Linked DNA regions of Mus musculus: region 2 is linked to region 1. A link is a loop called in an ENCODE intact Hi-C map of the cell type or tissue named here. Cell type or tissue: left cerebral cortex. All regions are shown on one strand.

The links. Peaks named below come from ENCODE experiments on the same cell type or tissue, not always from the same donor. Only the 100,000 strongest peaks of a DNase experiment are listed, where the experiment ranks them.
Region 2: it touches region 1 in a loop (9-fold over the local background); 27 of 42 quality-filtered maps call a loop at or near these places.

The regions. Positions count from the first base shown.
Region 1 is chr4:35,190,744-35,198,743 of GRCm38, reverse strand. It overlaps C9orf72 (C9orf72, member of C9orf72-SMCR8 complex), which reads left to right. Exons shown (of 11, transcript NM_001081343.2): 8 at 1,536-1,771; 9 at 4,550-4,607; 10 at 5,450-5,559; 11 at 5,676-7,459. The coding sequence ends at 5,862. Among named protein-coding and RNA genes, the nearest start is that of C9orf72, 31 kb to the left of the region's middle. In left cerebral cortex, a CTCF peak has its summit at 5,735 (motif pointing right); DNase peaks (open chromatin) are centred at 5,548 and 5,727.
Region 2 is chr4:34,957,587-34,965,586 of GRCm38, reverse strand. All of the region lies in intron 3 of Mob3b (MOB kinase activator 3B), which reads left to right. Among named protein-coding and RNA genes, the nearest start is that of Gm33620, 30 kb to the left of the region's middle. In left cerebral cortex, CTCF peaks have their summits at 4,581 and 7,043 (motif pointing left); DNase peaks (open chromatin) are centred at 488, 887, 4,558 and 7,057; H3K27ac peaks cover 381 bases.

The sequences.
Region 1 (8,000 bases):
CATGATTTTTTTCTTGTAGGTGGTAGGTGAGTGCATGGAATACATTTGATACTGAAAGGGTAAATTGAATGTGGAGCCTCACAGCTTCTGTTCCACATGCCTATGATAACCGTAGAAATTCATGGATTAGTATAGACGTTGAGTCTGGTTAATTTTGGTGTGTGATATTTATATATATATGTATATATATATGTGTGTGTATGTATGTATGTATGTATATATATATATGTATATGTGTATATATATATATATATATATATATATGCAAGATTTCTTATAATTAAGTTTACAAAATTAAAAACTATCTTAAAAATTGAATTCTTGCAAATAAAAATTTAGCTTTTGGTGATTGGATTCTTAATATGGTTGATGTTTACCTAGAAAGTTAAAAGCCCTGAGTTCAGTCTCCACTTTCACCCCCAAAATGAAAATCAGCTTTTGGGTTTCAGATCATGAGCTCAGAATTAAAGAAAACACATTTCTAACTTTGCTTTTACAAATCTTAATTTTACCAATTTCCTTTAAAGTCACAATGAGATACACAGTACTTCCTAGCACCCCTTGTTCAATTAGATAATGTGATTTCTGAAAGAGCTCCCTCTACACAGGGCACAGGGCAGGTGCAAAACTGTGATTGGGTGAAATACCTGCGAGCTCTCCAAGCAAAGCCAGGCCTATTTGCTTTAGCTGCCACATCGGGTTCTTAGACCCGACATCCCTTCCCACCTGTATCCTCCCTAATTCCTTCCAACCCCACAACACTAGGTAGGAGAGAAAGAAGGTTAGTGGTGGAAGTTTGCACACATCTTTTTAGACTATTTCCTACTGATTAGGGGTGTTAGGTCCTTGAGACAAGTCCAGTCTTCATTGTCAGGATATCTCCAACTTCTTCTTCTCATCTCTTTGCTCACAAAGTTTATCACAAGTTGATAAACTACAACAACAGGAACCAGCAGTAGCAAGGACATCAGAGTTGTATAGCTTTCCAGAAAATACTTTGATATACAGTAATTATCCTAGCCTTTAAGAGTGAAAGATTTGGCAGCCTCTGTGTTCTACACTCAGCATAATACCTTGTATACTGCAGGTATTTGCTGCATGGTAAGTGGCTGCCCAGCTACCTAGAAAGAGGTAAATACTTTTCTATTAACATACATATTCATTTAGATATAGGAAGAAGATAAAACAATGGAGAAAGGCAGTCATAATTTTACAGACCAGCAAGTAAACGCATTAACTTGGCATAGGTCTTTGTAGTCTTTTTCTGCAGTGCGTATTTCCTGCAGTGCCCACACCCTACAGTTGGATTGCACGTGGCATGTTCTGACCCACTTTTTATGGTATACTGTGTACTGTCACTGTCAACACAAATGGTAGTGGCTGGATTTTTATACAGTATCAGCTTGAAGGTTATTTCTGAACAAGCCCTGTACCAGATTCACAGGAATATGCATCTCTTATCATTACTATATTCTTTTAACAATTGCTTCTCTCAGTTGGCATGTGGTCAGTGAGTTCTCTCTTCCTTCTGACAGGATGCAACAGGCAGTTTTGTCCTACCCTTCCGGCAAGTTATGTATGCCCCGTACCCCACCACGCACATTGATGTGGATGTCAACACTGTCAAGCAGATGCCACCGTGTCATGAACATATTTATAATCAACGCAGATACATGAGGTCAGAGCTGACAGCCTTCTGGAGGGCAACTTCAGAAGAGGACATGGCGCAGGACACCATCATCTACACAGATGAGAGCTTCACTCCTGATTTGTATGTGACGCTTGGCCTTAGGTGTCATTGTTAAACAACATAAAACTTCTCATTTATGAGTAAAAACAGTGCAAGTTGTATTTAAAAGAAAAGAAATATGACAAGCACATACTCAGGCACTTTTTCTTTATTTTCTTAACTTTAAGGTTTTTTTTTTTTTAAGATTTATTTATTATTATATCTAAGTACACTGTAGCTGTCTTCAGACACACCAGAAGAGGGCGTCAGATCTCATTACAAATGGTTGTGAGCCACCATGTGGTTGCTGGGATTTGAACTCAGGACCTTTGGAAGAGCAGTCAGTGCTCTTACCTGCTGAGCCATCTTGCCACCCCCAACTTTAAATTTTTTATACTATTATTTTTAGACAGTCTCACTGGGCCTAATGACTTACATAGGTGGCCTGGAACTCACTATATAGATCAGGCTAGCCTTCAACTCCCAGATATCCACCTGCCTCTGCCACCCAAATACTTGGATTAAAGGCGTGTGCCTCCATACCTAGCCTAAATCTTCATTTCTTAAAATACTGTTTTGCTAAGATAGGTAAAGATTTCCTCTTAAAAATAAATACTTAGCAAATATATACCGATCTCCTAATTACTTAATGAAGGGCCAGCTTAATAGTTATCAGTCAGTTATCAGTGCCAGCCCCTACTGCTGGGAATTTAGTGTATAACGTTCATTGTATGGTAGACTGAAGTAATTCTAAGTATTTTTTTCTTGGGTGTGACTATCAAACACAGAAAAGTATTTGAAATTTATAAAGAGAACAGGTTTTTTCTTTGCATTTTATATTTTGCTATTTATTTCTTACCAGAAGATGCGAGCAGCAAAGTAAAAGGCAGTAAGTGCTGATGGGTTTGGAGGAACTTGGGATTTTAATTATAAAACTTCAAGAAAGCATTTCAATGGTGTTCTAGAGTCTAAAAAAGAATAGTGAGACCCTATTCCTGTTCTCTCCGATCAACCAAGAGCTTGAAATGGTGCTAGTCCTTAGTATACACTGAAAAGACGCTAAGTGTGGTCATCCCGGTTGGAGGGCTTTAGGAAGCAGTGACCCTGGACCAATGGGTGTCACCGTGTGTCTGAAGAAGAAAGCAGAGCTGAAACAAGAGGCGCATGGTAGGGACACCAGCAGCCACAGTAAACTGCTGCCCAGAGGTCCCTGTGTGGGGCTGCAGAATTAAAAGAACCCATTCTACACAGCTCTGCTGTGCTCTGTTAGTGCTGAGAAAGGTTGAGAGGAATTGTTTCAGAAGAGGAATCGTTCAAATTGAACTCTTATGTCACTAGTTCACATACTGGCAATCTTGGAAAACATAGAAATTTTCTCACTGAGTCTGCGTGCCTGCGTCTTCCTCGTGACTAATATACTTGAAGTCCTGTTTATTTTTTTAGTTGATTGTTTAGAATCTCTTCTCAGGAAATGAGGTAAACTTGAATGGATTTGCACCATGTTAGTGTTTTTGTTTTGAATATGTTTGTTTGGAAGATTTGAAGAAAAAGCAATTGTTCAGCTATTCTGGCATGACAAAATCATGTCATGAATTTTAGAATTTTATTTCCAGTTCTAAGTAAATGTTTTGAATATAAAATTGTCAGAAATATTTTCAGCCACAAGATTATATCTTCTATTATTGTGGGCTCATGATAGTATCAGTGTGGTTTAAATAATATTCACTTTTGAGTCTGGGAGGTTTGAGGTTTCAGATTCAGGGACTCACACACTGGGCAATTACTGTACCACTATGCAGTTGCTTATTAGTACCACAGAGTAATTCCCAGTTAAGTTACTTTTAATTTTAACCTTTTTAAGATAAAAGCAGTCTGATGATACATTAAAGTCGGACATTTCCTTGAAGATAGTCTTTCCTTTTCCAGCTTTTGTGATCCAGATCTCATTCAGTAAAGCAGAAATTGGGAAATAGTGGACTTAAGTTCTAAGGGACCCACAAACCCCGTGACTGTGCTGTCCGTTTTCAGCCAGTAACCATGAAGTGCTGGCGTCCCTTCCAGCGCCCCTTTCTCCATTTGGTGCACTCATCCCTCAAGGCTGAGAGGCGTGCTGCTCTCCTGTCTATTTCCCTCTTCCCCATGGTTCCTGGGCAGTGATGTTGTGATCTCTACCATCTGAGTCTTGCTTTGCATTTATCTTACTGTGAAAAATGTTATATTTTCCCTCTGACATGAATATAATAGCCTAGGGAAAGACAGAAGTAAAACACTGAAAGGGAATGGGGGCTGAGAAAAAAACAGTCATTAGCTTCTGTCTGGCCAGCATGCTGAAGTGGGTCACCTCAGTTGGCCATTTTGTCTGAACGTTACATGCCAGCCAACCTTAGCTGCGGTAGTAATAAGTTATGCTGCTGGCTCATACTTACAGATGGTAAGTCTCTTGACCTGAGGCAAACGTGTAAGGTGACGGTTCTAAACACACTGATGGACAGGCACATGCCCTGCCTGGATAGCCTCAAAACACAAACAGTGTACAAATGTACCCTTGCGTTAAAGTGGATCTATGTGCGTTTGTGTTTATTTTCTGTGCATTAAGTATGTATATGTATGTGTGTTTATATTGTGCACATTGAGTATATGCATGTGTGTTTACACTGAATACTGAACCCACGGCCTCCTGCAAACTAAGTATGCATTCCAAATGCACACATCTGTCTTCTTACACATCTGTTTATAAAACTTCAACTTTTTTACTAGAGCAAGAAGTTGTGGAATGTAACTCTGTAAAACCGTTTAATATCTGAACCTTTTTCTTCTTAGGAATATTTTCCAAGATGTCTTACACAGAGACACTCTAGTGAAAGCCTTCCTGGATCAGGTAAATATGATGCCACCCATTGCCAGACAAAAGAACATCATATATTTTCTTTTAAAATATGTCCCACAGTGCCTACAGAATATATAAAAAGCACCAAAGAATTAAAGTGCTAGAGGCCTTTCTAAAGTCTGTAAACGGATTCCTCTTTGAATTATTAATGGGAAATAGCCTGTATATTAACCGTTAAAGCAGCATTCTCCATCCTAGTGGCTGCTTCAGGTCCAACCCTCTGCCTTTAGAATTTTTGTGGTTGGTGAAGACAGGGGTGTGCTTTCATTTGTGTTAATTGAATTGAAAATATTCTTAAAACTTAGGTTGCTTCTGCTTAAATGGTAGCATCCTTATTGTCTCTGTTTTTAAAAGTATCTGATGAGTAAACATCTGGAGATGGTACTGGATTCTATGCGACTTGTTTCTATACGTAAGCAGAGCTTTGTCATAATAGCATGCTGGGAATCAGGCCAAGATCCTGTGCCATAGACATAGAGTTGAGATGAGGAGAACCTCGTGTTCACTGGGACTTGTGGGTCTGGGTCTGTGTGAGGTGAGGACAGCCTGTAATCCCAAGTCTCTGAAGCTGAAAAGTCCCCTCCTCTACTCCACACAACCTGAAGTCATTGACTTAGTTATTTCCATAATAAAATAAGGAGATATTTTAAGGTAGAATACAAGATCTAAGTGCATTAAACTAGGGAATCTGAAAAGGGGACAGTGGGTTTCCAGACATTTGCCGCTACCAGAGTCTTGCCCTTTGGAAATCGGAAGAAATGGCTGTAATGGGTGTTGTGTGTCAGATCCTGTCAACAATGTCGCGGAAGCTGCACTGTCTTGTGTCCCTGCAGGTCTTCCATTTGAAGCCTGGCCTGTCTCTCAGGAGTACTTTCCTTGCACAGTTCCTCCTCATTCTTCACAGAAAAGCCTTGACACTAATCAAGTACATCGAGGATGATACGTGAGTCCTGCTCCTCTAGAGGAAAGCCTTTATGCATTGACAGTTGCTGTTCGTTCCCTTTGAACATTGTCTGTATTATAATGCGGGGGTTTTTGTCTCTTTTGTTTTGTTTATAGGCAGAAGGGGAAAAAGCCCTTTAAGTCTCTTCGGAACCTGAAGATAGATCTTGATTTAACAGCAGAGGGCGATCTTAACATAATAATGGCTCTAGCTGAGAAAATTAAGCCAGGCCTACACTCTTTCATCTTTGGGAGACCTTTCTACACTAGTGTACAAGAACGTGATGTTCTAATGACCTTTTGACCGTGTGGTTTGCTGTGTCTGTCTCTTCACAGTCACACCTGCTGTTACAGTGTCTCAGCAGTGTGTGGGCACATCCTTCCTCCCGAGTCCTGCTGCAGGACAGGGTACACTACACTTGTCAGTAGAAGTCTGTACCTGATGTCAGGTGCATCGTTACAGTGAATGACTCTTCCTAGAATAGATGTACTCTTTTAGGGCCTTATGTTTACAATTATCCTAAGTACTATTGCTGTCTTTTAAAGATATGAATGATGGAATATACACTTGACCATAACTGCTGATTGGTTTTTTGTTTTGTTTTGTTTGTTTTCTTGGAAACTTATGATTCCTGGTTTACATGTACCACACTGAAACCCTCGTTAGCTTTACAGATAAAGTGTGAGTTGACTTCCTGCCCCTCTGTGTTCTGTGGTATGTCCGATTACTTCTGCCACAGCTAAACATTAGAGCATTTAAAGTTTGCAGTTCCTCAGAAAGGAACTTAGTCTGACTACAGATTAGTTCTTGAGAGAAGACACTGATAGGGCAGAGCTGTAGGTGAAATCAGTTGTTAGCCCTTCCTTTATAGACGTAGTCCTTCAGATTCGGTCTGTACAGAAATGCCGAGGGGTCATGCATGGGCCCTGAGTATCGTGACCTGTGACAAGTTTTTTGTTGGTTTATTGTAGTTCTGTCAAAGAAAGTGGCATTTGTTTTTATAATTGTTGCCAACTTTTAAGGTTAATTTTCATTATTTTTGAGCCGAATTAAAATGCGCACCTCCTGTGCCTTTCCCAATCTTGGAAAATATAATTTCTTGGCAGAGGGTCAGATTTCAGGGCCCAGTCACTTTCATCTGACCACCCTTTGCACGGCTGCCGTGTGCCTGGCTTAGATTAGAAGTCCTTGTTAAGTATGTCAGAGTACATTCGCTGATAAGATCTTTGAAGAGCAGGGAAGCGTCTTGCCTCTTTCCTTTGGTTTCTGCCTGTACTCTGGTGTTTCCCGTGTCACCTGCATCATAGGAACAGCAGAGAAATCTGACCCAGTGCTATTTTTCTAGGTGCTACTATGGCAAACTCAAGTGGTCTGTTTCTGTTCCTGTAACGTTCGACTATCTCGCTAGCTGTGAAGTACTGATTAGTGGAGTTCTGTGCAACAGCAGTGTAGGAGTATACACAAACACAAATATGTGTTTCTATTTAAAACTGTGGACTTAGCATAAAAAGGGAGAATATATTTATTTTTTACAAAAGGGATAAAAATGGGCCCCGTTCCTCACCCACCAGATTTAGCGAGAAAAAGCTTTCTATTCTGAAAGGTCACGGTGGCTTTGGCATTACAAATCAGAACAACACACACTGACCATGATGGCTTGTGAACTAACTGCAAGGCACTCCGTCATGGTAAGCGAGTAGGTCCCACCTCCTAGTGTGCCGCTCATTGCTTTACACAGTAGAATCTTATTTGAGTGCTAATTGTTGTCTTTGCTGCTTTACTGTGTTGTTATAGAAAATGTAAGCTGTACAGTGAATAAGTTATTGAAGCATGTGTAAACACTGTTATATATCTTTTCTCCTAGATGGGGAATTTTGAATAAAATACCTTTGAAATTCTGTGTATGTTTTAGTTCATTATTTAGGGAAAACGCTGCTGTGAAAGGGGGCGTGATCAGCTTCCTATTCTGCGACAGTCGTGTTGAACGGAACCCATTGGTTTTCATCTTCGCTCCCCCCCCCTTGGTTTTTCGAGACAGGGTTTCTCTGTATAGCCCTGGCTGTCCTGGACCTCACTCTGTAGACCAGGCTGGCCTCGAACTCAGAAATCTACCTGCCTCTGCCTCCCAAGTGCTGGGAGGCAGTTGCCCCACCAACTAGTCTTCTTTTTTCAAAGAAGATATTTAAAGCTAACGAATAATGCTAGACTCTTACATCTTAAAAAAAAAAGAAGAGAAAAGAAAAGAAAAGGTAATCACACTGCCCAGTGTGTAGTGCATGCTTCTACTTCCGGTCCTTGGGAGATGGGGGCAGGATGAGACGCTCCAGACCGGCTTCCAATACAGAGTTCAAGACCCACTGAGCTACGTGAGGCTACACGAGCCTGCCTTTAAAAACATAAAGCTAAAGCTTTCTTCTTAACTTCCAGTATTGCACCTTGAT
Region 2 (8,000 bases), 230 kb after region 1:
TCTGTGGGGCTCTTGAGAACTCTGGTGATACCAGAGTACTGGTTACTCATTTTACTGCTGTGACAAAATACCAAACAAAGGTGACATAAGGAAAGACGTGTTCGTGGGCGCAGTCCATCGTATAGCAGAGTACGTCAACAGGGGTCCGAGGCAGCTGGGCACCCTGTAGTCACCTTCAGTGAGGAAGGAGTGTAATGAATGGAGCGCCTGCTGCACTGGTGTGCTTTTTATTCTGTCTAAGACCCCAACATGGGATGGTGCTCCTCACAGCTCAGGTGGGTCTTCCTACGAGAGTTAACCTAATCTGGATAATCTCTCAAAGGCATAGCCAGAAGCTAATCCACTCTAGATAAGTCTGACCTAATCTAGATCGTTTCTCACAGGCATGCTGCCCAGAGCCCCGTTTGTCTCCCACATGGTTCGACAACTTGTTTCGTTGGCATAGCAGCCATCACACCCTGGGACCCACGTTCTCCTGAAAGGAGGCATGCAGCCATGTGTTGATAACCCCACGGGTTCAGTACGAGGACTTCAGACATCCGCAGCTCTCCCTTTTCTGTCAATCAGTGTAAACCGAGGGCTGGTTGTGTTTACATAAAGCAACTTCTTTTTTTATGTTTGTAGAGCTTGGGGAAAGAAAAGCAGTTTGATTTTTGTATAGGTTATGAATAACTCTTCTCAGTGGGTGGCAGGAATATGTGTTTATCTGCCCATACTTAATGGCTGTATGGATTTGAGGGCCTGCATGTATGTGTCCATGCTCAGACCCACCTTTGCATAGAGGAAACACCCTCTGTCTAAGTAATGTGGGCGGCTAGGAACAAAATTAATCAAATAAATATTGTTCTTTCCGGTCAGGGAGCTCTGGCCCGCTACATTGCTATTTTTACTTCGTTTGGCTCATCCACCACCCACATCCCTAAAAGGCACCAAAAAGGACATTTTTTAATTCTTCTGCACTAGCTGGACCTCATCCATACTTATGAGGGTTTGGGGGGACTTTTTGTTTCGTTGTGTTTTGTTTTAAGTTTTATAGTCTGACTGCTCTCCTGCCTTATTCAACAATCTCAGACTTTGGAATGCTCCCGAGAGAGAGAGGGAAGCAGCCCTAGCTTCGAGGCTCTGGGGAGCAGTCCCACCCTGTGGCTAGCGCAGATGCAGTGTGGCCACTGAGTCAGGCTCTGCTGAGAGCACATGCTGATTGGAGATACAGAAGGCTGGATGCCTGGGGACGTAGCTGATGGACCCCTTGAGGAAGACAGACTTAAAGATTTCAGACTTGCTGTCCTGATGACCATGTACGTGACTATGCCAAGATGTTGACCCTCGGTTCCCTCTGCAGAGTGAGGAGACCACACACAGTGGCATCGTTCCAGAGGCCGCACAGTGCAGTGTCTGGCACACAGGGGAAGATAGATGTGCCCGGGGCGGACACGAGATGCTCGCTGTGTTGTTTTGCCATCACTCCTTCCTTCTGACCGCTGCTTCATTCGCCACCCACCAGTCTACCACGTGTTATCTGTGCAGATGTGTAGATAGACATTTGACATGCACAGTGACCGTCATCAGCTTCCTACTGACTTCTCCACCCCTCACCCCCTCCAAGTTCTCGTTAAATGGGCCCAGTTGCATTATAAAAATCTCATGCAAAATGTTTAGGCCCTATAATCTGGTATTACTTGCCGGTCAGTTTGGCCACAATTGAACAGAGTCTTCCTGGCAGAAAGCGTGCCTGTCTGAGGGCCAGGAGGAAGGTCCCTCAGCTTGGAGGGGAGAATGACATAAATTCATAAAAGAGTTTCTGACGTTCATCTCTCACGCCATTATCATGAAAACAGCCAGGTATGCCTCCCCCTGCACAGTGGACAAGCAAATTCCATGTGATGTGTTTACATAAAGATAAAGTGGCATAAGATATGTTCTATGGGGGGTGTGGTGAGTTGTGGAGGAGAAGGAGTGTCTCAGCAGGCCCATGCCAAGGCATCCCTTACCCCTGAGGGACCAGCCACACGATGGTGTGGTATAGAACAGAATTAATTCAGGGCATGGGGAGGGGAGTTAAGAGGGTAGTAGAGACAGAGAAAGACAGAGAGCGGGAGAGAGTAGAGAAGTAGAGGCCAGCCATGGCCACATGGAGAGAGAGAAGGGAATGGGGAGAGAGGGGGAGCAAGAGGGAACAAGAGAGTGTGGCACGAGAGAGAGGAGGGGCCAAGCAGCCCCTTTTAGAGTGGGTCAGGCCTACCTGGCTGTTGCCAGGCAACTGGGGTGGAGCTTAGACAGAATGCTAACACCATAGACTTGTTCAGAGCAGTGGAGTGGGAATTGCCAAGGGCTTTTGCCCAAGGACCAACATTATCTCCCCTGGTCGACATAGCTATTTGGATTCTAGAAAGTGACCAGAGAAATCCTCACCACAGGCAAGGGAGGCTAGCCTCCTTTGGAGAGCTGTGGTCCCTCCGCCAGGCCTCTGCCTGCATCAAGGCTGGATGGGAGTTGACTTGGCTCCTGCATCCACAGCAGCCCAGCTTTTCCGAAGTGGACTGGCTGGGAGATTGCTTAGGATATTTTATATTTTCCTTGTTTCCTTTACTTCTCCTCTTCCTTTTCCTGGGGATGTTACTACAGCCTGCAGCCTAACGTTGGACCTGGCCTTCCCTGACATCATCTCTACCCACCTGAGGGAGAGACAACTTCCAGGCCACATGGTTAGCAAATAGCCACTTAAACCCCTTCTCCTTCTTCAGCCCAGGAAACTCTTCTCTTTCCTAGGAGTTGCTTTTTCTGCCATCCAGGTGGAATAGAAGCTTCCAAGACACCTAAGCAGGGCGTGGATGACCTGGAGTGCTCTGGGCATCCGAGTAGTGAAGGTACAAGGGCAGGGACCAGGCCTCTCCCAGGCTGCTCTGGTGAGAGGAATGTAGACCGTGAGGTCCTTGAAGACCAAATGCACAGCTGCTAGTACATCAAAGCAAAGAGATAGAGAGGATGTGGGGACTACTCGTATGTCTCTTTGGGCCTCAACTGTGTCTCCCTTGCCAATGTTGCTACAGAAACCGGCAGGAGCTGGGGAGTAATGCCTCTTAATCTTGTGTGCACACTGGAACGGCCGCAATGTAGCATGTCAGAGCAAGGACTTCTGGGTCCGTGGAACTAAGTGAAAAATCTGTTCTGATTTTATAGCACCCAAACTCACATCTGTCTATTGTCCTTGGTGCTTTAACACCAGTGTCCGTATTGTTGTCCTGTGTCAGAAGCACCCTTCCCCCATCTGTAGGCAGGAATGATCTCCCTCAGGCTAGTATGGATGAGTTTGGTACCACAGCATCTCTTGCTCATGCCAACTAAGTACTCCTCCATTGGCATTGCCAGGTCAGGAGGGACTTGCATTGGCTATAGGTAAGAGATGAGGTCACAGAAGACTGCAGGTCTACTGAGTATAGAAGCCTGGCCCAAGGGGAGTGGGTGTGGCCAGGAGCCAGCTGCAGGGGGAAAGTGGGTCAGTCTGTGTGGGGACCTCACCTTGGCAGCTCTGGGCCATAAGGGCAGAAATGGGGTTCTCAGGATGGTCAGTGATTTTAATCCACATGCTTTGGGGATGGAGGAGGGCTAGCACATAATAAAAGAAACAAACTGGTATAATCTGGACACAAGAAATAGACCATCTGAGATGAAAGGCTATCTGGTCTACCCTCTAACCAGAGGCCCCGAGTTTGCCATCAGAATGGAACTCTTCCTGGTTATGGAGTTCCATTTTGTTTTGTTACTAAGACAGGTAACAAAACAAAATGGAAAACTATATTCCCTGATTGGCCCAGAACTCACTGTGTAAACCAGCCCAGCCTTGTGACCACACAGAGTTGCCCCTGCCTCTGCTGGGATTAAAAGAAGACGCTAGGATTAAAGGAGTGAGCCACCAATGCCTAGCCGGTTACATGGTTCTGCGTCGCCTACAGCAATTCAGCAGCAGCGTCTGCAGTGTGCTTCTGCCACAGCTCAGGCCCTTTCCCAGAACTGAAACTGAAGCTGAGGAGGACGGGGGCCACATAGGCACCAGGGGCTGGGGATCCAGCACACAACAGTCCCTGGGAAAAAAAAGCCACACAGCAGGTCCCTGTGCTTTTAACATTTCATGTCGTTTCTGTGACCTCAAGAGTGTGTGAGAGCGGCAGAGATGGGGTATCCACCCGTCCCAAGTTTGCTGACAGTGAGTTTTTCCCTTTGAATCAAGTCTAGCATTGCATTGTGGACTTCTAACACTACCCTGTTCCAAACCATGGAGGTTTTGATGGCTACGATGGGAGCGGGGGCATCTTCTCAGGTTATCCTTACCATTTCCAGACCTAGATGTTCTTACACAGAATCTTCCACACTGGCCTTCCTTTCTGCTCTCTGTTCTCGCCCCTTAGTTGGTTCCACTGTTGCTAATATATGTCTTCCTCCATCGTCCTTCTTGTTCCTTACAGTTAGCAGAATGTAATGGAATTAAAAGCAAATGGGAGGCCGGGGGTGTAAGATGCTGTTGCTCTTGTATCCCTGGAGCATTTTAAACACCACTGATGTCCTAAGCTGCATCTCCCCCAAGTGGAGTAATAGGAACAGCATAGGGTTTGCTCGCTTACTGTTAAAGCAACTCAGTCCGGATTGAAAGCCACTAAGAAGCTAAGTGAGCTTGGGCACGCGGCTTAGGTTCAGAGCCAGTCTAATCTAGGTTAAGTTTTGGGGGAGGTGGACGGGTGAAGAAGACACTAGACTGGTTACTGAGGAACTCTTCTACGAGTTTATTAGAAGAGTTATTGTAACCATGGACAGACAGACAGACAGAATAGCAAATGTGCAGCAGAGGTTCCAAGGAAAGCCGAGGCCCCAGCACTAGAGAAGGAAAGCATGGCAGGGTTCTCTAGAGAGATTCAGAACCCACAGGACAGAGGAGGGAGAGAGCCCCTTAGACTTTGGGAGAGGACACAGCGGGAGCTGCAGCCAAGCTCTGATTCCCAGGCAGGAGGCAGGGAAGTAAGGTGATAGGATGTAAACTAGCTTTGGACTCACAATGCCAGACAACTTCCAGACCGGGGGGGGGGGGGGGGTGGGGGGGGGTGGGGGGGGGGTGGCGGTGATGATGATGACAATGATGGTGATATTTAAATCATAGAACTCATAGGAATTTGATTGATGGATGTCAAAATCATCTCTGCGAGCTCTCCAACAGAAGCCATTTTCAGTTTTGAAAGCTGAGGTCAGACGAGGAATTGTGCAACTTATGCAAAGCTTGGGTTGTTTTCTCCACCCTGTACCATAGCTACAAAAACTGGCAAAAGTCATTAAGGCAGCTTTCCTAAAGTGAAATGTGACTTCTCCTGGGTGTTCAGTTCCAGTCCCCCTTCCATTGCTCTTTACGTTACTAGAGCTCTTTTTTTAAAAGCAAGAAATAATGTGAATATTAAAAGTATCCAAAAAAAATCAGAGACTATGTCAAGGACAAAAAATATCAGAAATTGAAAGCACAAAACTAAGCATAATTTAACTTACCCAGCTATAACTCACATTAGACATAAACTGTATTTATAGCTGCCTCAAATCATATATACTGTGTAAGACTTGGAAACATATCCTTCATTGCACAGCAATATACACCAAGGTATACACAATACGCAATTCAGATTGAGGCTGATTGTGTAATGAATTTCAGTGTTAGCAGAAAGCCAGGCAACGGGGACCCAGAATGGAGTGAATAACACTTTCGGAGAGTCACGTAAAGAGTGAGAATTTGCCAAGCACAGAAGAAATGGAGACATTTACTGGGTAGAATCAACAGCCAGGGAGAAACTCCAACACACCAGGCTTGTGGAAATCGGGAAGCTGGTCGGCCTGGCTGTCTGTAAGGTGCAGCCTGTGACCAGAGGGTGGTGGGACCCGCCCTGGCCAGCTTCCTCTCCCAGGCCGCAGACTGTGGAAGTTGGTGAAGGCTGTGGAGAATGAGTCTGACTGGGGTGGCAGATCCAAAGCCTGCCTTTATTTCTTCCATAGGAGTACCACTGAGAAAAATGTTTAATGTTCTAAGTTAGCATTATTACAAACCTGTTAGTAGGTTCCCCCTCCCCCTCATGTCCCCCATCCCCCTTGCTACTCCTGGTCCTCGCTTTACCTCCTCCCCCAGTCCCTTTCCTCCTCGTGGTCTCTCTTCTAGCCACTTGGACTTTATCCACATATATGTATGTGTTCGCGTGCGCGCACTCACACACAGACATTTATACATTACAGGCTAAGATCTGCATGTAGAGAGAGCATGTGGCTTTTGTCTTTCTTTTTTTTTTTTTTTTTTTAAGATTTATTTATTTATTTATTTATTTATTTATTTATTTATTTATTATATGTAAGTACACTGTAGCTGTCCTCAGACACTCCAGAAGAGGGAGTCAGATCTCGTTACAGATGGTTGTGAGCCACCATGTGGTTGCTGGGATTTGAACTCCTGACCTTCGGAAGAGCAGTCGGGTGCTCTTACCCACTGAGCCATCTCACCAGCCCGGCTTTTGTCTTTCTGACATCTTGTTTAATTACATCCCAGTCCATCCATCCATCTTCCTACAAACGTCATAATGCCATTTTTACAGCCGAATGAGATTCCATATAGGCTCTGTATTTCCATTCTCTCTTCGTGTGTTGGTGGACATCTGGGCTGGTTCCATTTCCTTGCTGTTGTGAATAGAGCAGCAATGGACATGGGTGAGCATACATGGTAAGGTAAGTGTATATGCCCAGGAGTGGAATAGCTGGGTCCTAAAATATTGAGATACTTTTCAGGCTAAGTATGCTGAGAATAGTCTCTTGTCAGACTTTTAAGAAATCTCCCCTGCAGAAAGCATCCTAAGCCTGCTTCAGGTTTGAGTAACCTGCCTTATACGTGCTGCGTTCCCAGTCCACTCTCTGAGAAAGACACTGAGCCTGCCGCCCCCCCCCCCCCCTTGAGGAAGGAATGGAGAAATGAATGTCTTTGGTTATGTTAGATTAGCCTTGAGGAGCACTATGTTTATGGCTGGAGACTATCTCTTTAAATGGTTTCATAGCGCCACCAAGTGGCAACGAAGTAGAATGCAGCCTTACAACCTTGGGGCTTCTGTGTGGGGGGGGGGGTGTGTGGGGTGTGTGTGTGTGTGTGTGTGTGTGTGTGTGTGTGTGTGTGTGTGTGTGTGTAAATTCACTCATCCTTACCCCAAAGGGCAGGCCTCCCAGGAATATCAAGGAAGCATGGCATATCAGGTTGCAATAAGACTAGGCACCTCCCCTCATGTTAAGGGTGTATAAGGCAACCCAGTCACAGGAAAAGAGGGCCCGTGCTTTTTAAAATTGAGTGTGAGTGCCTGGCATGCGTGCGAATGCCAGAGGACAACTTGAAGGAGTCAGTTCTCTCCTCGCACCAATGTGAGTCTAGAACGTAAGGTTTTTCAGGTGTGGCAGCAATCGCTTTAACCTGCTGAGCCATCTTGCCAGTCCACACCTATAGATCTGCAAAGGTTAGACCCAAGAATAATGTTCTTCAGTTTGTGAGCTGTCATTAAAACCCTATTTCCCTGTAGGAATTAGAGAGCTCAGAAACAGCTTTTCTTCTGCTCGTTGGGCTCACACTATGGTTCCGAAAGCCCCGTCCCATACTAACTCCTCAAAGCCTAACTCAAGGGCCTTGGATCTGTTCACTCTCTCTCCGCTCTTTTCAAAAAAAAAAAAAAAAACCTCTTCTGTGTTAAGCATACATACTCTAGGAAACATAACTGACTTAAAGCTTTTCTCTACGGCAACTAATCATTCCAACTGATATCAGTCTACTGAAGAAAGCAGTACCACTAGCATTCGAAAATTACCTGCAACCATCTATAATTAATGTATAAGTCAATGAATTTCCAAGTCATCATATCTACTGCTGGCCCAGTGGCTTTTGCGAGTCACTCCTCTCCCTCCAACCTCCTGCCTGGCCAGTACAGTGCACATTCATCTCTCCAGGTGTC